2 separate regions of the Homo sapiens genome follow, and region 1 is linked to region 2. A link is a loop called in an ENCODE intact Hi-C map of the cell type or tissue named here. Cell type or tissue: PC-9. All regions are shown on one strand. Each heading gives the region's core, and the rest is flanking DNA. Links, peaks and the distances in the headings are about the cores only.

Region 1 (2,916 bases), core at 109-2,608, 280 kb after region 2:
TAGGAAGATCATGTCACACAAATGCCCGCAAGTGCAAGCTCTCGATTTTTCTAATCCTTGAGAGTGGATGCTTTTTCTCTTCATCTATTTTGTCTTGGCTGATGGCTGGTGATACAGCTTTCTACAATTGGACCAACTTTCCCTGCCCAGCTCTTTCACAAACATTCCAGGTGGATTTATCATCCTGTGGGCTATATGGGACATTCTTATTCATTAATCTGCAGCAGAGCCCAAAGACAAAAGCAAACAGGAGACTCCATTCATTTAAAAAAAAAAGTGAATTAAATAGTACTCATCAAAAGAACTTGGTCAGGCCAGGCTTGGTGGCTCACGCCTGTAATCCCCACACTTTGGGAGGCTGAGGTGAGCAGATCACCTCAGGTCAGGAGTTCAAGACCAGCCTGGCCAACATGGCAAAACCCCGTCTCTACTAAAAATACAAAATTCAGCCAGGCATGATGGCGTGCACCTGTAATCCCAGCTACTAGGAAGGCTGAGGCAGGAGAAGCGCATGAACGTGGGAGGTAGAGGTTGCCGTGAGCCAAGATCATGCCACTGCACTTCAGCCTGGGTGACAGAGCGAGACTCCATCTCAAGAAAAAAAAAAGAACTTGATAGAGCTTTAAAAAATGCATTTACAAATTCATTTCTCCTCTTTACTTCATTAGCTCAAATAACATATTCTTTTCTGATAGCAAGGCCCAGAAAGCTACCACCTGCTGCTGTTTCTGCCTCTTCTGGCCATTCAACAAGTGTTCACTGATGACTCTCGGGAGAAAGTCAAGGCACAGAGATGAATAAGGCCCAGGCCCCGCCCTGCAGACCCCCAGGCCACTGGATGACATCCCTCCTGAAAGAGCAATGAATGCCAGGCCTTGTCTGATAAGAGCTATGGAAAGGCTGTCATGAAAGTGCAGAGAAGACAGAGGGCTTTCCTGCCTAAGGGAATCAGGTGAGGCTGAAGGATGGGTAAGAATTGGACAGGAAGACACAGTGAGGAAGGGCGTCTTGGAGGGCCCAGTTTCTTCCTCTCCATCGTTGTGGCTGATAGACATTGCATATGCCAGGACTGTGCCACCCACTGTATCCACATCGCTCCTGCTGAGGCTGCTACCACCCCCACCCCCACCTTTCAGATGAGCAACTGAAGTTCCAAGAGGCTAAGCCGCTGCCCAAGGTCCTAGGTGCGTTCCAGAAGCAGGCTTTGAATCCAGCTCTCTTGGCGCCCCTGCTGTTAGGTTGATTTACTGTTTTCAAAGAACCTTCAAACACGTTATCCCATTTCATCTTCCTGTGCCTGGGGTTTCTCTATGTCTCACCAGCCTGTTGGCACAGATGAGTCACCCTGCCCGTAATAACGTGAATTTTACTCTCCCAGCCTCCCCCTCTGCTCGCTCACCCCGGTCCTCCAGCCACCTGCACAGCCTCGCCCACTTCTGGCGGGAGTCCCCGGGGTGTCTGTGATCTCCTTTTCCTCCTCAACCCCACTCATTCAAGTTCACTGCCCAAGGAGGCAGCTGGAGGTCACTCCTCTTCCCTCCATTCCCGGTGTGTGTTGCTTCGAAAATTCTTTCCCAGCACCAGGGCTAGAGTAAGGTGGCTGGCGAGGAGAGGGGAGACCATGGTTCTACTACCCACTGAGTGTGGGACCTCAGTGGCCGCCGTCATCATCCTTCTGGGAGCCTCAGGTTTCTTATCTGTGAAAGGAAAGGGGTTCAGTTTCATACATGTCCCTCTGAGCAGCGGTCAAATGTGATACAGTAAACCAAGGGCCCTAAGGAAATTGGAGAATCAGCTCCCAGCACTCCATGGGACACACACATCAGCAGTCACACCTCCAGGCCCCATGTGTTGGGGGTAAGTGCCATAAGGGAATGAAACTGGTGGGAAGGGCTGTTCCTGGCTCGGGGGGCCCATATGGAGGCCGTTCCTCCAGGCCTTAACACAAGCCAGATCCTGCTCTCAGAATTCACCAGCATTACCCACAAGTCCTCCCGGGGGCCAGCTGTGGCAGGAACCAGTTGAATTCCCATGTTAGAGACAAATAAACTGAGGAGGCTCAGAGAGGCAAAGTCACTTGTCCAAGGTCACACAGCTAGTCAGTGGTAGAATCCGGTAGAACTGGGTCTGAGGGCCCCCCCGTCAACCCAGCCTCTTAACTGCTGTCTTCACAGAAAAGGGGCCAGTACATCCTGGCACTGAAAAATCAGCGCAGCCGTTCAGCACTACCCCTGCCTATAGGAATGATTCTCTGGATAGAATCATTCGTCATTTCCTCATCTGCACAGTCAGCTAGAACAAGAATTCCTGGAGCTCAAGTAGGCTCCAATGGGGATCTGCTCCCAACTCACAGAAAAGATTAAGCTGACGGCCATGGCAATTTCAACTGAGTTTTCCTTCTTTGTCGTTTTCTGAAACCTTCAGAGCCTAGAGCCCCTTGTTCCTGCTGGGACTTCGTGTGTGATAGTATCTGGCTGACCAGAATTGTCGTAATCATGAATATCATCCAGCACTGTGCTGAACCCTTCACACACCTTGCCTCATTTAACCCTCACCATGACACCGTGGGACAGACATTTGATGTTTGTCTTGCAGAGAAAAAAACCAAGGCTAGAATAGGAGAAGTGTTTGTGTCTTGCCAGAGGGGACCCAGGTAGTAAGTGACCAAGCTGGCACTTGAATCAGGTCCATGTAGCCCTAAAGCCTGTGCTCTTAACCACCACCTTGGACTGAGTTTCTTATTTTCCGCTTTCTCAGTAGTTCTCTACCCAGACTGCACATTTGAAATACCTGAGATGCTTTTTAAACATACTGTGGCTAGGCCCATCTGAGACCAATGAGGTCAGTCTCTCTGGGACCCAGATTGGAGACCTTGGCTCTAGGAAGTTCCTGCGGTTCCAACAAGAGCACCTGAGC
Region 2 (2,916 bases), core at 226-2,725:
AGCAGTGCAGCAGCAGAACTCATGGCCTGAGCTACTTTGCCATATTACTTTTATTTAATCTAGCAAAGTCAACAAGACAATTGTATTAAATTTTACACAGTGTGATAAGAGGTGCACACAAAAATTTACAGCATATCCACCTCTTTACATTCTCTCTCCATCCCCTGACCCCAGGGAAAGAAGGACTGGGAGAAAGTTAGGACATCTGTGACCAGTGTTGACCCCTTGTCCTAAAACCATGAGTAACATACACAATGTTTCTTATTCTGATAGAATATAATTCTGGTTCTTAAAAAATTACTCATTCTTCCACATGTGATGTCAGACCAAAAACCACAAGTGGCTTATTTAGAAAATGAGTCAGCCTGGAAATGCTGCAGTGACAAAAAGGAGAGGCATTTACCATAGGTCAGGCAGCACCCTGGTCTGAAGGACATATGGATTCTCTCCAGCCCTTAGTAATGGGGTGGGGCTGGGGGTGGGGAAGTTCCATTCAGAAACAGCCTTCTTGCTACTTAAAAAAGACAGCCCCAGAGACTGGGAAGTTGGCTATTCAACAACCATCAATAAATATTCAGTGAATACTGTGATAAAAATTATCTACAGCTAAGATCTCTGAAAGATTGGTTGCAGTCTTCTACAGATCTTGAAGCCTTGTCTGTAGGCCAGCTTTGACCACTGTGCAACCACCTCTGCAGTTTATGGGGATTCCCTACCTATGTCTTCACCCCAGATTAGTAAAGGTAGAAAGCCTCATCCCTGCCCACATGGAACTCATCATCATCTTGGGTCAAGATAAATTAATTCTGTATTTTATTGATTTGTTCACAACCCCTTATTTTATTTAGCGCCATAAATTTTATGAGAGGAATATAAAAATGAATTAAGCAAGGATTCGGCCCTTACAAAGTTTATAGCCCAGTAGGGAAGATGTGTAAATATAAAGAAGAAAATGTAATGCATTAAGTCAAATGCAGTCAAAATGTTAGTTTGGAAAAAAAAAATAAGCTTGATAGGTATTGGTGAGGATATGAGAAGCAGAAGGAAGTCTTACACGTTGCTAATGGGGGTGCATGTTGGTACTGCCATTTCAGGGAACAATTTGGCAATCATGCGTAAACCCTATGACTCAGCAATTCCATTTCTGAACATTTACTCTAGAGAATCTCTTGCACATGTACATAAGAAACCAAGTAAAAGAATATTGGTCACAGCACTCTTTGTGCAAAGACTGGAAATAACCACCTCTCGTGGGGAATTAAAATATATGGTTTATTCATAAATTGGAATACTGTGTAGGAGTTAAATAAAATATATGAGGAATGCAGATGAGTTCAGGTAAGATATGAAAGGAGAATGAATAAGATGAGCCAGGCAAGTGTAAAATGGACCACAAGCAGCATATGCTGTTGCAGTGGGGCAAGCTTCTAGCTCAGGAGCTCAGAGAAGACCGCACCCTGGAGGTGAGCTGTGCACAGCCCACAGGACAGGAGGCACGCCACCTGCCGGGACTGGGCTGGGTGCACAGAATTCAGTCACTGAGTTTTACAGCTGGAAGTTGCATCTAGTTGCATCAAGGCCCAGGCAACTTAAGGAGTTTGCCAAGGTTACAAAGGGAGTTAGTAATAGAAGCAAATGAGTCTCAACACTAAGTGTCTGGTGGGCCACTGGGAACATTGCCTTTCCTGAAATAAATGAAATGGGTTTCATATTTGGGGGCCCTCCAGGGTGAGAGAGACTTATGGAATCATTTCACAGAGGCCAGGAGGCAAAGGGAAGAGATAGTGTTGGCTAGTGGAAAGAGCCTGGGTTTTGGAATCAAATTGAGTTTAAATCCAGGCTCTGCTAGTTATTAGCTAATTGATTATGTAGTTTAACTTTTCTGTGTCTCAAATTTTCTCATCTATAAAATGAGAACAATGCTACCTTTCCAAGGAGGTTGTCTTAAGAATTAAACAAGCTGATAGAGTCTGTTCCTAACAGTGGTTAGCATGCGAGATCACAAGAAACCATCTCTGTCACATAGAAAACCTGTATGAGTAAGTCCCAAACCCCCTTTCCCCAGGACTCCTCCAGGAGCAGCCAAACGAATGCCAAACATGCCTTTCTCCTGCTCCTGCAACCAGGGGAACCTCTAGGGCAATTTCAGCCCATCCAATGTCTTTTCCTAGGGCTATGGCTCCTTTTAGTTGTATTAGCTAAACTGAGCTGAGGGTGGACACTTGGGGAGGCCTGTGCTGTGCCAAGGCATTCCAATAGCAGTAAACACACGGCAGACACATACATACGTACACACATGCACACAAAGTAAAAACTGCAGCTACAGAAATAACAACGCAAACCCCAGGTGATCACAATGGATGCTTTTTTAAACACTGAGACCATACCATCATTCCTACAATGGTATGGTTCCCTTCAAAGCAATTCCTTTGGGAGATTATTTATTCCTACAAGGCTGCTGCTTATGTTCAGAACATAATTGCCTTCAGATCTGTAGTACATTATTTGAATTTCTGTAACTCTTGGAAGATCAGGAATTCTTTACCTGGAATCCAGGTATTCTCATGCATGTATTGTGCATTTCGGCAGGCCCTCAACACACATAAAATATCAAGAATCGTTGCTTTAGGGAGTAAATTTTGATATAAACAAATTTAATTCTTTTGGAGTCAAATCTAGTGATTAAGCTAGATAATATATACAGTCCAAAATGCAATGTGACTATAAGTTAATGAGATAACGTTCTGTGGCTTACAAACTAGTTCTGAAGTAAATTAATCCCAGAAAGGGGTCTCAGATCCATTTTGAATAGTTTCTCTCTGAAATAAATGTATAGACCCATCAAGGTTATCAGGTTTGAAAGAGAAGTTGCATTCCAACAAGCAAATTCTGTTGTTTGTGGAAAATAAACAATTT

The links. A loop is a pair of places that touch in the nucleus more often than their neighbours do. Peaks named below come from ENCODE experiments on the same cell type or tissue, not always from the same donor. Only the 100,000 strongest peaks of a DNase experiment are listed, where the experiment ranks them.
Region 1: a loop joins it to region 2, with 6 times the contacts of the local background. A loop is called at or near these places in 15 of 110 quality-filtered maps.

Annotation. Positions count from the first base shown.
Region 1 is chr3:12,470,126-12,473,041 of GRCh38, forward strand. No RefSeq gene overlaps it. Among named protein-coding and RNA genes, the nearest start is that of TSEN2, 13 kb to the right of the region's middle. In PC-9, for the core only: CTCF peaks have their summits at 1,066 and 1,270; DNase peaks (open chromatin) are centred at 196 and 1,326; H3K27ac peaks cover 2,500 bases.
Region 2 is chr3:12,193,297-12,196,212 of GRCh38, forward strand. No RefSeq gene overlaps it. Among named protein-coding and RNA genes, the nearest start is that of TIMP4, 36 kb to the left of the region's middle. RefSeq lists an enhancer at 1,545-1,594. In PC-9, for the core only: CTCF peaks have their summits at 1,472 and 1,671; DNase peaks (open chromatin) are centred at 375, 1,125 and 1,465; H3K4me3 peaks cover 853 bases; H3K27ac peaks cover 2,500 bases.